4 separate regions of the Homo sapiens genome follow, and regions 2, 3 and 4 are each linked to region 1. Evidence: chromatin contacts called from ENCODE Hi-C or POLR2A ChIA-PET data. All regions are on one chromosome and are shown on one strand. The core of a region is the stretch at or near the end of the contact, and the rest is flanking DNA. Distances in the headings are between cores, read along the strand shown.

Region 1 (3,942 bases), core at 487-2,986:
GTTTTATTCTGGGGAGTATGTTTCAGTGGTATGACCTGAATAAAGAAATGAGTGCACAAAGGTATTCACAGCATATTATCCAAACACCGTAAAAGGCAAGAAGGAGCGGCACAGGATTCTAACTAACAGGAAATGGCTAATTAAGGTCTGACATAGAGGCCGGGCGCAGTGGCTCACGCCTGTAATCACAGCACTTTGGGAGGCCAAGGCGGGTGGATCACCTGAGGTCAGGAGTTCGAGAGCAGCCTGGCCAACATAGTGAAACCCTGTCTCTACTAAAAATACAAAAATTATCCGGGCCTGGTGGCGGGCACCTGTAATCCCAGCTACTCGGTAGGCTGAGACAGGACAATCGCTTGAACCCAGGAGGCGGAGGTTGTGGTGAGCCTAGATCCACAATTGCACTCAAGCCTGGGCAGCAACAAGAGCGAAACTCCGTCTCAGAAAAAAAAAAAAAAAAAAAAAATCTGATATAACACAGGAAGTTCTTATGTTAACAAAATAGATACAAAATAGCAACAATGTCTAATCAATTCATGTTTGAAAAAAATACCAAATATGTACATTAAGGTTACAACTGCATAAAATGTAGTCATGCAAATAAAGATTAAAGGGATGAATTTGCATAGTTTAATACTCATTTTGTTCTTTTTTCTATATATTTAAGTGCATAATAATTCTGATTCAATAATGACCCCAGTGCACTTCTCCCACTCAAAACATCTAACCTCTATGTTGTACTTTTGCCCACCACCTGAATTTCTCAAATGCATTAAAAGCATTACATGAGGGCATCTCTTAAGATGAAATATTTAAAATTTAAGTATTTCTGGCATGCAATATGGTTTTTCCTGTAATTCCTTGAAAGCAAAATATTAATAATAGAAAAATCAAAACTCTTGCTTTCCTATTATAATGCCATAAAACCATTCTGGAAGGTCGTTTGGGAGATAGGAAGAGTCTTAGTTGCCTCCCTCTGATCTAGTAATTGGGCGGGGTCTTTTAAGGACTAAAATGATGTGAATAAATGAAGAGAAAAAGTGAAATGGGAAGAAAAGCAAAGGCAAGCTGTGTAAGGCATAGGTGGAGAGTGCTGAATAGTGTCTTCAATAAAATGCCTTAATACAATGATGTAAGCTAGGAAGAGGTGCGGAGTGGGAAGGGAAGAGGCTGGAGACAAATTCTCATTACTAGTGTTAGTAATTAAAGAGCAGATGTTTGTAGTTTAGCTTTTTCTTCATACTTATTACTACTTATTCAACTTTGAAATTTCCTCAGCTACCATTTTATTCATGATCTTCACTATCTAGGCCTAAATTATAGCATGCTCTAGCTCATTTCCTGAGCTCCAGAACCTCTCTATTGCAATTTTATTTTTACATAGCAATCATAGTCATTCTTCTCCTTAAATTTTCCTATTTGTTTTTTAACCCGTCTCATCGAATCTAAGCTTTTTACTGTAACATTAAAAAAAAGAAAAGAAAAAAGCCTCCTTCCCTGCCCACCTTCATCAATGATGTCCCCAAACTTACCTATTAAAACCTCAAAATCAGTCTTTCCCCAGGTCGGCCTTTGGATAACTCAGAGGTCAGTCCCTGCAGGATCGCCCAGTTTCCATCAGGGCAAATGCTGATCTCCTAAGTGAAAAGTCCTGGCGGCTGCCTCCAGTGCCCCCCTGCAAATCATTACAAATCAACCTCTTTCAGGTTTGGCTTAAACTCTCACCTCCTGGAAACTGCTTTCCTGAAGTCACAAACCGGGCGTGCAGATCCCCATCCCCCACCCCCAGCAGTGCATTATTATGCAGTCACTGCTTTTGTTCCGAGTTCTGAGCCTGCTTCTATTTGCATCGTAACCTCTTTGGGGGCCGGGACTGTGCACTTGCTCCCTTTCTATACCTCTCCACAGTTCCTAGTACCGGCCAAAAACACTGCTGAAATGCCTAATGAATCAACCAGAAGTTCCTTAGCATAATATAGGAGCGTGGAAGTGATGTTTAGGGGGGCTTCCCTTGCTTCCCTGATCCCCAGATGGAGAGAAATGGCAATTTGCCCTTCCAAGGTAAGCAGTTTCCTAAACCAGATAAAATTTTAACGATTCTGAAACCTAATGGATGTGTAACTACTCAATTCTGAGTTACTACACAAACAGTTTTGCCCTTTGTATCCTGAGAGAAAAGTACGAATGAATTAAAAGAAGACAAAACATTGTAAATTTCATAAACCTCAGAGTGGCTTTTTATGCTTTATGTCGATTTTTAGAATTTCCTAGTCCAGTCTTTCATGAATCGAAGAATATTTCAGGAATCATAATTGCAGACTAAAGAATTTATGAGCTTGTGAAATTTTAGGAATCACTTTTAAGACTTTTCAGAGTTTTACAGACAATGCTCTTACCTAATAACTAATATTCGCTTAACATTTTTTTCAACACCTAAATGCCTGGCACCATGCTAAGCATTGAGATATTCATAGCATTCATTTCAATGGTTATGAGGAGATGAAGGATTGAGCAGAGGAAGTGGGTAAAGAAACGCTAAATAACTCAGCCATAAACTTTTGATTAAGGTGTAGCAACACACTTCAGTTGAACTTTTTAAATGAGAGGAACCCAAACGACCTTAAATTTCTGGCAAATATGAAAGAAAGGAGTTGAGAAAAAAGGAGTATGGAAAAAAGAGCAGCAGATGTAAGCTATGGCCTTAGTGGAGGAAAGTGAGTAGAAGGGGCTTTAGAATTCGCCTTTTTTCTTTAATTCTAAGAATGAGGTTGGTAGCAGGTAAGGAAGGTAAATGCCAGCTGAGTAGATGGTACCAAAGTTGATTTGTTTTTAAAAGACCATTGTTTATTTGGTGGTCTGTCAGGGAAACTTGTACCTTGCAGGTGAATTTCCAACATAGGCCTACTGGAAACTGAAACCCTGAGCCCCAGGGTTTAGGTATAAATGGAAGCAAAATTGTGAAGTGAGTCCATTTCTCCCCCTTTTTAAACATAAACATCCACTCCACCTCCACCCTATACTCAGTTTTTCTTTTCTTTTCTTTTCTTTTTTTTTTTTTTTTTGAGACAGAGTCTCGCTCTGTCACCCAGGTTGGAGTGCCGTGGCGTGATCTCGGCTCACTGCAACCTCCGCCTCCCGGGTTCAAGCAGTTCCCCTGCCTCAGCCTCCTGAGTACCTGGGATTACAGGTATGCACCACCACGCCTGGTTAATTTTTGTATTTTTAGTAGAGACGGGGTTTCACCATGTTGGTCAGGCTGGTCTCCAACTCCTGACCTCGTGATCTGCCCGCCTCGGCCTCCCCAGGTGCTGGGATTACAGGCGTGAGCCACCACGCCTGGCCCACTCTATACTCACTTTTACAGGGATCCTCAGGATGCTGTGTCCAGGGCTTTACTGCAGTCTGTCTCTCTTCCTTCCCATCAAAACTCTTCCCATTTTGTTCAGGACAGGTACACCAACCTTTCATTCTCTCTTTTTATTTATTTTTAAAATGGAGACAGGGTTTTGTCACCAGGCTGGAGTGCAGTAGCGTGATCATGGCTCACTGCAGCCTTGACCTCTCAGGCTCAAGCAATCTTCCCACCTCAGCTTCCTGTGTAACTGGGACCACAGGCATGCGACACAACTTCTGCTAATTGATTTTTTGTAGAGATGTGGGGGTGGAGGGGGGTTCTCCCTATGCTACCCAGGCTGGTCTCAAACTCCTGGCCTCAAGCAATCCTTGTGCCCCGGCCTCCCAAAGTGCTGGGGTTACGAGCATGAGCCACCATGCCTGGCCCCAACCTGTCATTATCTAAGGAGCTCAGTTATGAAGTAAAGTTATCTACTTTGTATTATTAGTGTTTAGTATTTTTTTTTCCATTTCTCTCTCAGACTGTTCTACCTCCTGTAGACACCCAGAGTTTGGAATTTCTAAAATGACATTTTAAACATTGTGACA
Region 2 (3,942 bases), core at 841-3,340, 850 kb after region 1:
TTAACAAAGCAACATCCCAACGTTTAATGTCAACTCCTCAGACTCATAAAAAAATGAAACAAAACCAATTATATTACCACTAGCAAATTTTTTCCCCTTAAAATCTAGTTTCGTCTTATTTCTAGTTTCAAGGCAAGCTTTGTCTACCCAAGGTATCAAAGGTCTTCAAATCTCATTCATTTTCTTCTGCCCAAGAGTTAAGAAAGTAAGTCTAAAACAGAACAAGCCAGATTTGTTGCTGTGATCTTCTCACACGAACGCCTTTTAAAAGAAATCTTTCAACAAAGACTCAAAAAAGAAACAGCAAAGTTTGGGGAAAGAATTGTCTGTCTTTAGGTCAAGCATTTCCTGATAAGTGACTGAAGGTCTGGCTGCCAGGAATACACTTTGCTGACCCTAGGAATGGCCAAGTCTCAAAACAAAATTTGCCTCTTCTGTATCTTGAAAGTGACCTGTTAGGACCTGATGTCAATTTGACGAAGAGGTGATAGAACATGACCAACGAGGTGTCTTTGGTGGACATATTCATGTAAAGGAGGCGAGAGCCACAGATTTCAGCTAAACGCTTTTTGCCACTTTTGCAAAAGAAAAGCTAATTGTTAACGGCCATGTGACATTATAGATCCCAGAAAAGGAAAGGGTGGGAGGAAGAGAGAGAAGTTCAAGGCAGTTCAGGGTCAGAACAAGCTCAGACATCCTGTCATTAACAAATGTTCCCCAAGCTGAAAGCAAAATACTGCTTACCCGAAAAGGAGTGGGTGAAAAGTAGGGGGAGAACGAGGGAAAAACCACAGGAGAGTCAATGTGGCAGTGTGGGGGTGACAGGAGGGAGGGAATCTGGAGCTATCCAGCTGAGTTGGGGAGCAAAAGCATCGGGCATAGCATCGGGCACAAAAATGCTGAGAAAAGCAACTGCGACGGAGACAGCACTAGGCACCCTCCTCCCCCCATTTTCCCCTCCCCATCGGTTTGCTGGGTTTCCCACCTTCCCTCTACCTCCGCTCTTGACCAACACTCCGGGGTGTGACCCGCCAGCAGGAGGCTGCCCTGATCTTTGTCTCTACCCGCTCCCACGCGCGGGCTCCTCCTCCTCCTCCGCGCTCCCCACCCGCGCACAGCGCCAGCGTCTCCAAGGAGCTGCAGGCGCCGCGACCGCCGCCTCCTCGCCCACCTCCCGCGGACCCGCGCCCCTTCCTTCCCCTCCCGGGCAGCGTCGCCTGCGCCTCCAGCTCCACCCCCGCCGAGGGGACCTTTGTGTCTCGGGGGACTTTCTGCCTCTTTCCCCTCCTCCGCCTCGCGAGGAGACCGGCCTCCCCCGCAGACCAAAGCGGCAGCGAGCACCGGAGGCGGCGGCGTCTATATCTGTCGGCGCCTCCTGGGAAGCAGCTCGCAGACACTCACACCCCACCCGAGCCCCGGAAATCCCCGGGCGACCCAAGGTCCTCGCTGGACCGGAGAGGTGACAGGCGCACGCTAGCCCCCCGCGCCGCGCCTCCTCGCTCAACTTCCCGACCGGGCCTGAGCCACCCGCGCCCCCAGTAGCCCCCGCCCCCGCCTCTGTCCCACGCAGCCTCCCGGCCCCGCGGCCGACCCGACACCAGGGGAAAGCGCGGCGCGGACGCCAGCCGCCAACTCACCAGCAAGAGCGGGGACCGCGGGTCCCGAGGCGAGGCGAAGAGAGGCGCGGGGGGAAGCTGCTCCGCGGACGCCCGCGGCGACCGGATGCAAGTCCGGGTCTCAGCGGCCGGCAGACGTGAGGCGCTTCCGAGCGCAGGCCTCCGCCGCCACAGCCGCCTTCCGGCTCTCGCCGCGGGTCCGGAGCCTCGGGAGGGGCCGCGGGTGTCTCACGCGTTGCCAAGTCCCTCGGTCAACATGGCTCCCGCGCCGACGAGCCGCGCGGACGGCCCACTAATCCCCTCGGAGCAGCCGGGCGCGAGCGCGGCGGGCGCCGACGGCGGGCTGAGACTGTCTGGCCGGGCGCTGGCTCCTTCTCCGCGGCTCTGCGGCGGCCCGCGGGGAGCTCAGGAGACTGCGGGCGGCCGCGTTCGCTCCTTGCGTGTGCGTCGCTTTCACACTCGGCGGCTGCGGATTGACGCCTCCGCCTGTTCCCCGGAGGAGAGCGAGTGCAAGAGAAAAAACACTTTTATTGAAACGATCCAACCAGCGGCGGCGGAGAAAAGCGACCGGCCGCGGGAGCTTACCCCACCCCCGCCTGAGCGGCTCGCCGGGGGCAGCGCGACCCCTGCCGGCGGCGGCGGAGGCGGGGGCGGGGCCGGCGGCCGGGGGCGGGGCCTGCAGGGCGGGGCGGGTGTCCCCGGGAAACTGCCCGCTCCGAAATGCGGGCGTCGGGGGAGCGGCGGAGGGGGCCAGGGGACCCCACCGGAATGAGTGCCTGTCCGCAGCGACTGGGGGAGAAATTATGTGAATAATTCAGCCCCTCCAACATCCCCCTGCCCCTCAACTTCCCGCTACCAAACCAAAACTCGTGCTTCAGTTATACAAGTAATTACTGTACAAGGTGTCCATGCCACAGTTCTCCACTGACTTTCTAGAGAGTCCATGTCAAAGGACCCACACTGAAAGATGTTGATGGCTGCAACTTTTCTCCTTTGTTGTGTGTGGGTACGTGGGTACTAGTGCCGCAGTCTCTCACACACACGGCATCTATTCATTTAAACTACAGTACAGTGTTTTGTATATATTATCATGTGCCCGGCAATATGCTGAGTCCTCTAAGGACGGAGAGTCTAGCTGGGATGAAAGATGATCAATAACTATCATAAAAATCTGAACGTTATGAGCGGAGAAATACAAGGTGCTATGAAAACAGAAAGGACTACTGTTGCACGGGTTAGGTTTTGTTTTCTTGGGGGAGGCGGGCCGCGAGAGGTTGGCCCAGTTTCTGCAACTGTTTTTACTTTCTCCTTTCCCAGAGGCTAAAAGCTAGTTCAGGAATGAACAGCAGAGTGGCAGTGAAGACAAACTAAAGTAATACTGACCCACTTTTTTCCACTAATAAGGATAAAAGCATAAAGTTAAAACAAACTTAAACCCCTAGAGGGAGATAATGAGAGGATTGAAAGAAGAGAGTAGGGACCGGATGTAGACAACATAAACAAGAAAAAAAAACCCACATAAAAGTCCTGTGAAGTGAGATAAATTTTTTTTCCCATGTTAACACCCGGAAGTAGAAGCTGCTTTGAAGTTTCAAATCACATTATGTGCTAAGAACTTCGGGGAATTATCTTTTTGGATTTAGGGATGAATCCTTTCCCCCTTAAAAATGCTGCATGCTGACATCTTTCTCTTATTTTGTTTGGCAAAGTTAAATGCATCTACAGTTATATCCAACGATCGTACGTGTCAATCAGGCTTTTCCCATGCCTCTAAAATTACCAGGACCCGTAAATTAGCAACAATTATGCTCTACGCGTATTTAACACTTGTTTACCAACCAAGAATGCAAATATACATAACAAGCTTTCCGTTAGAACAAGTGCGCTTTGTTTAAAAGCACTGTTAATGAGGCTTTTTAGATTTGTCCAAGTCAAACTTGGAACTTTATAATATAGCAAGATGTAGCATCATTTTCAGAGTTCTTTTTAAGTTAAAGAGAAACACTGATATTTATACAAGGCCTATTTATATGAAAGGATTTTCATATACTTGCCTCATCTAAATTAGTACTTTAGTAAATATCAAAAAATCACCAAAAAAGGGAGTCTATGAAATGGCATTCTGAGTTTCAGCATTAATACTTATACCTTCATATCATTAGATTAACATTACTCCATGAGAAATAAAAAGATTATTCTGTCTCATCCAAAGCACCCTCTCCTCTTTCTACATCTTTCATTAGCATAACAAAGAATTCGTAATTGGGAGGCTGAGGTGGGAGGATCCATTAAGCCTGGGAGGCGGAGTTTGCGGTGAGCTGAGATT
Region 3 (3,942 bases), core at 651-3,150, 660 kb after region 1:
AAAATGTAGGATAACATAGGGCTGGGTTGTATGGTGGTTATTAGGGTGGGGTGCGGTGAATTCTGTGGGAAAAAGTCGAATGGTTGTAAGACATTTTCTCAGCCAGTGTTAACGAAGCCATCATTTACTACTCACCCATATAAAAGTCACTGACAAACCAATTGAGTTACTTCTAATTTAGCCAGAGACAGCATAGTTCCAGAAGGAAAGAGGGGTGTTCCTACACACAGTAAATTGCATATGTTGTTATTTCAGTGGTTGTCAGTGATTTCCTCTGAAAAATCTCTCTTTTTTTTTGTTTTGTTTTTGAGACAGGTTCATGCTCTGTTGCCCAGGCTGGGGTGCAGTGATGTGATCACAGCTCACTGCAGCCTCAAACTCCTGGGCTTAAGTGATCCTCCTGCCTCAGCTCCCCAAGTAGCTGGGACTACAGGTATGTGTCACCACATCCAGCTAACTTTTGTGTTTTTTGTGGGGATGGGGGTCTCGTGTTGCCCAGGCTGGTCTTGAACTCCTAGGCACAAACTGTCCTCCCTCCTCGGTCTCCCAAAGTGCTGGGATTACAGACATGTAATCCGTTCATTAAAAACCCAGTAATCCTTGCATTGTGCTAGATATTACATTGTGCTAGATATAACATGTACAGGCATGTAATCCCAGCAACCTTTCTCTTTCCCAAGATGGAAGAGTTATTTAAAAAACATTGCAGACTGGGCCAGACACGGTGGCTCACGCTTATAATCCCAGCACTTTGGGAGGCCGAGGTGGGTGGATCACCTGAGGTCAGGAGTTTGAGACCACCCTGGCGAACATGCTGAAACCCTGTCTCTACTAAAAATACAAAAATGAGCCGGAGGCAGTGGTGTGCGCCTGTAGTCCCAGCTACTCGGGAGGCTGAGGCACGAGAATCACTTGAACCTGGGAGGCGGAGCTTGCAGTGAACCGAGATCACACCACTGTGCTCCAGCCTGGGCGACAGAGCAAGACTCTGTCTCAAAAAACAAAACAAAACAAACAAACAAAAAAAAAAACAGCAAAAACCATTGCAGACTGTAAAGAGTAAGTAAATAGGTGAGCAATACCTACTTTTGTTTACCTTTTTTAAAATGAACAATTTGTAGATATTCACAGAATGCAAATACTTGTTAATAAATGAAAAGCTTGGGAGACATGAAGTTGGCCTCATGCCTTTTTTATACACAGTGATAATGATCAAAATAATTTAAATGTCCTTTGAAAATAAATTTAATAGTCTTCCAACTCACAGAAATAATAAAAAACTTCAGAACTTGTATAAGTTTTTTTTTCAAATATTATCCTTATTTACTTAATACCTTACACTTACTCTGTGCTGAGTTATTGCAGATCCCTAATAATATAAAATGTTGTCTTCCAGTTCTTTGACTGAGGTACAGGGTTCATTTTCTATAATGAAATGGCTACTACCCTTTGTCTTAGACAATGATAGTATCATGACATGGAAATGCATAGCAGATACTGGCAGAGGAGTTGAACTCAGCAGAATTTTCAGTAAGAAGTGTTCAAATCCATCTTCATTTCTCTAACCATGCAAAATTTAACAAACGAAAAAAGACATGGGTACCTCATGAGCACCTATTTTGTTTATTCCTTACCCAGAAGTTTTTCTCCTTTTCTTGGGCTCTCATTGCCTTTTTTTTTTTTTTAAGTTGCCTCGTTTCTTATTTCCCACCACATAGAAGCTTAAGAAAATCAAAGCTAATTCTGCCCCCTCAACTCCCACCTCAGTAAAAATGAAACAAGGAACATGCAAAGGGAAGTGCTAGGTTGCCATCAGTAGAAAGAAGAACAAATAAGTGGGCATTTCGACTTCTAAGAATGGAGGCAAAAACCTCATACTTTGCATAAGGGGTCTGTGCGGCCCTTGCTCACATTAAGACGTCGGGCGCCACCTTGTGGCCGACAGGAAGGAGGTCAGCTTCCAAGAAGAGGCCAGTAGCTTTTCGGTGACAGAGGCAGGAGGCAGCTGGGACACCTGAAGCTGGGATCGTGTCATGTGACCTGACAGCTCTCACGTAGGCGGAGGCGGGCACAGCGTAATGAGAATGATCAATATTTCTGTCAATAGCATCTTTCTTTTTGAGGCTCCGTCGGATTAAAGAATGAATCAAAGTTAAATAAAAACATGGGAAAGACTAAAGAGGGACATAAAACCTTTTTTTTTTTTTTTTTTTTTAAAGAGAGATGGTCTCGCTCTGTCACCCAGGCTGGAGTGCAGTGGTGCAATCACAGCTCACTGCAGCCTCTACTTCCCAGGCTTAGGCGATCCTCTCACCCCAGCCTCTTGAGTAGCTGGGTGGACAGGCGCGGACCACCAGACACAGCTAATTTTTGTATTTTTTGTAGAGATGGGGTCTTACTCTTGCCCAGGCTGGTCTCGAATTCCTGGGCTCAAGCGATCCACCCACCTCGGCCTCCCAAAGTGCCAGGATTACAGGCGTGAGCTATCACGCCTAGCCTCAAAACTGTTTTCATAACTGCATTCTTTAAGTGCAAAAAGCTGAAAACAGAATAAGGGCAGAAAATAATCACTCAGAGTCTGCAAAAATGTCCCTCCCCTCTGTGCCAGAGGTCAAGCGTTTTACTCTCGGCCTCTCTACTCTGTGTCTTTTGCCCTGACCAGCCCGTGAATGCCCTCCTGTAGGGCCCCATCTGCAGCGGCTATGAGCGGTGTTGTCATCATTGTCCCTTGGCTTGTCATTTAGAACATCTTTCTTTCTTCGCTATCTGACCCAACAGCTCTCATGTACTTGACTCTCCTTCCTGCTCCAGAGAAACCACATAGATGGGAGCCGAATGTACCCCAGGGAAGGAGAGAGCCCCAGGGACCCTCTTTGCTGAGGTCACACAGCTTGGAGGCCTCAGGGTCAGCATTTAAACCAGTGTTTGTTAAGCTGGAGTCGGAGAATCAGTGCCCTAGCATCTGAGTTTTCTGCAAGCATTTACGATTTTTTGTGCTTTCATATTTGATGATAGACTACAAAACAGAAGCATACTCCAAGTCACCTTATAAACCACAGTCGCCATGTGGCTGAAGAGTCTCCCTGGATTTCAGTGCCTGTGTGGGGCTCATTGCCTAATGGACAAAGAGCCCAGGTGGGTGCTGTAGCTACACAATGCCTTCTAGCCTGGTGAAGGCCATGTGACTCCACAGCAAGCTCTGTGAGGAGGATTCCCTGTAGCTTAAAAGGTAATTGTAGTTAACATTTAAATAGCACTTACTTTGCCCCAGGTGTAGTTTAAGTGCATTATTAGTAACTTCTGTAACTCTTACAACAACCCTGTATGATATGATACTTTTATCATATCAGTCCCATTTTACCTATGAGGATACTGAGGCACAGAAAGGTTAAGTAACTTCCCCAAAGTCCCACAACCAGACAGGACGAGTCTTTGCTGTTGAACCCAGAGAGTCAGGTGCCAGAATCTGCGCTTACCTTCCAAATAGACAAAAGTGCTTCACTAGCACCTGCTTTGAGTTATAGAAAATAGCTAAACAGCTGGATGCGATGGCTCATGCCTGTAATCCCAGCACTTTGAGAGGCTGAGGCAGGAGAGTTGCTTCAGGCCAGGAGTTGGAGACTCCTGAGCAACATACAGAGATGGTCTCCACAAAAAATTAAGAAATGAGCAGGGCGTGGTGGCACATACCTGTAGCCCAAGCTACTTGGGAGCTAGAGATGGGAGGATTGTTTGACCCCAGGAGGCTGAGGCTGCAGTGAGCCAAGATCGTGCCACTGCACTCCAGCCTGGCTGACAGAGTGAGACCTAGTCGAAAAGAAAAGAATTATGCTTCAGTGAAAAACTGCATTCTTGACTCTAGAGAAGACTCCCTCCGGATGATGTGATTCTGATTTTTTGGAAGGTATTTTACAACGTTGTTGACTATAGGTAACTGATCAT
Region 4 (3,942 bases), core at 1,063-3,562, 570 kb before region 1:
ATGTCCAATATTGACAGTGCATGTCTACTAGGGGCTATGTGGATCACTCTCCTTTGCTAGAATGTTCAAACTTTTCTGATCTCTCCTCATTTCTTTCAAGAACAGATTCTATGTAGATTCAATGAATTTCATATTGCCAAATCACACGGACATTTTTCTGTCATCATCTTCCTCAACCTCTTGGCAACAATCAATACAACGAGGCTTCCCTGGCTGAAATACTCCTCTTTCTTCCCTTTCCTCCTACCTTGCTAGCTACTTACCTTGTTCTTTGCTGGTTTGGCAGGTTTGACCATTGTCCTAAGCTCGATTTGTATATTCAGCTGTTTACTTGATATATATCTAATCATGTAGATTTCACAACAGGTATCACACACTTACTATGTCCAAAAAGAGGCTTCTGATTCTAATTCTCCACCCCTACCAACCCGCCCTTCTACAAGTCTTCTCATCTCAGTGAATGGTCCCAGCATTATGGTACCAACCACTCAGGCCCCAAACCTATGAATCATCCTTGATTCTTCTCTATCGCCTCCATGTAATGGCCCTCACCTGCCACCCTGTTTCTCTACAAAGGCTTCTAGAACACATCACGCCAAATGAAAAACAGCTGACCACCACGATGTTAAGCATCTTAAACAAATTGGCCTTTCAAGGGCAAAACCATTTATTAATTTTTCCCTGGGCACAGAAAAATTTTCAGGGACAAAATTATTTTCTGTTAAAAAAAAAAAGAAACCCTTTACCATACACTATTATTTTTTAAATGATGTATTTATGTATTACTTCAGTAAATTAATTTTAATAAGAAAAATCAATGTACGAGGAGAGACTGGTGTAACTATGCTGAGAGAGAAAGACATGTTACTAAGAAATGAACAGAAAGTGCCACCAAGTGGGAAAACGGTATACGTGCAATAGAGAAAAATCTAACCAAGCCATGTCTTGCTTTGTTTTTTTTTTTAACTTGGTTCAAAGGACTTCAAGGTTCCAATACTTCAAACCACAAAAAGCACATCTTTATTTCTTCTGATACAAGTGAAAACAATAATTTTATACAGCCGTGCATGAAATAGCCCAAACTTTCTACTTTTCTACACTAATTCTATATAAATGCTAACTACCATAACAATGAAAATGAAGACTTCTGTGTGTTACTGTGTAGACGGTGGCAATTAGATAACTTCAGAATAAAACTGAAGGCAATAAAATTGGCATTGAACAAAATAAAGACAAGAACAAGAGAAAAAAAAAGAAAGAAAAAGTAGTATAGAATAGTACTTGAGCTGGGCACGGTAGTTCACACCTGTAATGTCAACACTTTGGGAGGCCAAGGCAGGTGGATAGCTTGAGCCCAGGAGTTTGAGACCAGCCTGGGCAACATGGCAAAACACTGTCTCTACTAAATACATACATACATACATACATACAAACAGTAGCCGGGCATGGTGGCCCGTGCCTGTAGCCCCAGCTACTCCGGGTGCTGAGGCAGGAGGATGGCTTGAGCCCAGGAGGTCGAGGCTGCAGTAAGCCAAGATCGCACCACTGAACTCCAGCCTGGGTGATAGAGCGAGACACTGCCTCAAAATAAAATAAAATGTTATTTGTTATCTACTTAAATACTTTCAGGGTATTCTACTCAATCAAATTAAATATAAATTCCTGAAGAAGAAATTAATATCTTGTTGCTGATCCCATAAGAGAATAAAACATATAGGAAAATGAAGGTACTGTAAAAAAAGACACTAAATTAGAACACAGTATTAGTACTAGTATTCATTAAGTGCCTATAAACTACAAGAGAACAAAGACCATACATATTTCACTCACCACTGTGAATATATAAACCCATCAAGGCCTGACATATAGGGGGGTGCTCAATATATATTTGTTGAATGAATCAAGTTTGTAAGCAGACTGTGTTAGGTTCTAGGCAATCCGTTTCTTATTTTCAAGGCACGTGTAGCTCAACTGCCCATCCAAGAAGTTTGCACCACCATCTTTTGTTTTTGTACTGGTGGACTTAGCAGCCTTTACTGGTGGCTGGTAGATTCAAAGAAGTGAAGGCCTTTAGACCAGAGAGATAAAATGAGCTCATTTTTCCACAAGATTTCTAATGTTTCCCATAAGATTAGAGAACATTAAATGAAACAGAGAAGCTGACTAAAATTCTATCCAAAACGCTAATGTCTCTAAGGGAAATCTTTCCCTAGGTGAGATTATGCAGCTACTGAACAGACTCATAAGACTATCATAGGCCACACTTGGCATCTGAGAACTCAGGACAGAGGACAGGAATCACAGCTTGCCAGCTGGGCAGCATCAGATGTTCCTCTCCCTGGGAGTCTGTGCAGTTGTTCATGCAAGTGACAGCTCACCCAGCCGTCCAGAAGCTATTTTCTTTTTCTTTTCTTTTTTTTTTTTTTTTTTGAGACAGAGTCTCTCTGTTGCCCAGGCTGGAGTGCAGTGGTGTGATCTCGGCTCACTGCAAGCTCCGCTTCCCAGGTTCATGCCAGTCTCCTGCCTCAGCCTCCCAAGTAGCTGGGACTACAGGCGACCGCCACTAGGCCCGGCTAATTTTTTTTTGTAGTTTAAGTGGAGACGGGGTTTCACTGTGTTAGCCAAGATGGTCTCGATCACCTGACCTCATGATCTGCCTGCTTTGGCCTCCCAAGGTGCTGTGTGTGAGCCACCACGCCCGGCCCAGAAGCTATTTTCTTTAACTCCCTAGATGACACAGCTCAGGCTCAAGGGAGATGAGAGCATCATGAGACAGGTGCAGGAGCTGCCCTAACTTCAAAGCTTTACGCTCCACCAGAGCCAACGTCTCTAGTAACTCCAAAGGCATAGCTTCAGGATTCCCTTTCCCACAGGGTCATGCCAGTTCTAAGAGCAGCAGCACTCACCAGGCATTTCTAATTCCTCTCAATCCAGAGGCAATTTCCCAATCAGAGGTCGATTTTATATTGCAATACTGTTAAAACAATTTTATCTGGTTTCCAGGATAACAGAGCTAGGCATTTAACTGAAGGTCATATTCTCCTAACCCTTAATTTATAAAGTTAAGTTGAATACTACACTAGATAAAATCAAACCAAAATCCTATCTCCAGCATCAATCTCTAGCCTAACCAACAGGCTAGTTTTCAACTGTCTACTCACCTTCTCACGTGGTCGTCTATCAAGCTTCTCATACTTAACGTAGACTACCTCTTCTAAACCTGCTCCCCCTACTCCACTCTTCCCTATCTCAGTAACTGTACCTCTAGTAGTTCAGGCCAAAAATATTGAAGTCATCCTTGACTGGTTTTTCTCTCAAAAGCCAATCAATCAGCAACTCCTGCTGACCCCATCTTACTTGGCACCCTCTAAGAGGGCCTCCAACGATCACTGCCTCCTGGTATTCACACCCTTGTATAATACCCTCATTTTAAGTGTGGCTGGACTGATTGACTTGCTTCTAATAAATAGACAACTGAAGTATGGGATATCACTTCCTAGATGAGGTTTAAAAAGACTGTTCCTTCCACCTTGGTCTGGGGAAGCCAGACGCCATGTCAAGAGGTGGCCTGTGCAGAGGTCTACTGAATGAGCTGGGAAGCAAATCTTCTGAGGTCTGTCTACAGCCACATGAGTAAGTGTGGCAGTGGGTCCTTCCCAAGTCAAACCTTGAGAGCACAGCAGCCTCAGAGAAGATCTCAGCTGTAACCTTGTGAGACCCTGAGCCTGGGGCACCCAGCTAAGCTACACTCAAATTGCTGTGAGATAACATTTACTGTCTTAAGCTAAGTTTAGGATAACTTGTTCCACAGTATAGACAACTAATACGATCCCAAATCTCACAACCTGCATCACTAGCACCCTAGTCCAACCCCATCAACAGCCTAGGCCATGACTTACAACAGCTTCTTAAGTGAGTAGCCTGCTTCCACACTTGCCTTGC

What was found. A loop is a pair of places that touch in the nucleus more often than their neighbours do. ChIA-PET counts read pairs that join two places held with the same protein, here RNA polymerase II (POLR2A). Pooled maps may share reads with other maps.
Region 2: a loop to region 1 is called in a pooled map, with 10 times the contacts of the local background. The contact joins the promoter of CDK17 here to the promoter of USP44 in region 1. A Hi-C loop is called at or near these places in 5 of 50 pooled maps. POLR2A ChIA-PET finds 5 or more read pairs at or near these places in 2 of 52 experiments (Panc1 and naive thymus-derived CD4-positive, alpha-beta T cell).
Region 3: a pooled map shows a loop between it and region 1 (2.1-fold over the local background). The contact joins the enhancer-like site here to the promoter of USP44 in region 1. A Hi-C loop is called at or near these places in 2 of 50 pooled maps. POLR2A ChIA-PET finds 5 or more read pairs at or near these places in 2 of 52 experiments (Caco-2 and activated T-cell).
Region 4: a map of naive thymus-derived CD4-positive, alpha-beta T cell shows a loop between it and region 1 (3-fold over the local background). The contact joins the enhancer-like site here to the promoter of USP44 in region 1. A Hi-C loop is called at or near these places in 1 of 168 maps with a recorded cell type or tissue (naive thymus-derived CD4-positive, alpha-beta T cell) and 6 of 50 pooled maps. POLR2A ChIA-PET finds 5 or more read pairs at or near these places in 2 of 52 experiments (OCI-LY7 and activated CD4-positive, alpha-beta T cell).

What each region holds. Positions count from the first base shown.
Region 1 is chr12:95,549,740-95,553,681 of GRCh38, forward strand. It overlaps USP44 (ubiquitin specific peptidase 44), which reads right to left and starts at 1,737. Exons shown (of 6, transcript NM_032147.5): 1 at 1,533-1,737.
Region 2 is chr12:96,398,349-96,402,290 of GRCh38, forward strand. CDK17 (cyclin dependent kinase 17) reads right to left here and starts at 2,091. Exons shown (of 17, transcript NM_002595.5): 1 at 1,638-2,091. RefSeq lists silencers at 1,495-1,654, 1,835-2,014, 2,105-2,434 and an enhancer at 2,855-3,074.
Region 3 is chr12:96,213,436-96,217,377 of GRCh38, forward strand. The region is part of intron 1 of ELK3 (ETS transcription factor ELK3); the gene reads left to right. Among named protein-coding and RNA genes, the nearest start is that of ELK3, 21 kb to the left of the region's middle. Within about 2 kb of position 1,901, at least 8 of the 41 ENCODE cell types and tissues checked have a DNase peak (open chromatin) inside an H3K27ac peak, as active enhancers do.
Region 4 is chr12:94,979,864-94,983,805 of GRCh38, forward strand. All of the region lies in intron 3 of NDUFA12 (NADH:ubiquinone oxidoreductase subunit A12), which reads right to left. Among named protein-coding and RNA genes, the nearest start is that of NDUFA12, 22 kb to the right of the region's middle. Within about 2 kb of position 2,313, at least 3 of the 41 ENCODE cell types and tissues checked have a DNase peak (open chromatin) inside an H3K27ac peak, as active enhancers do.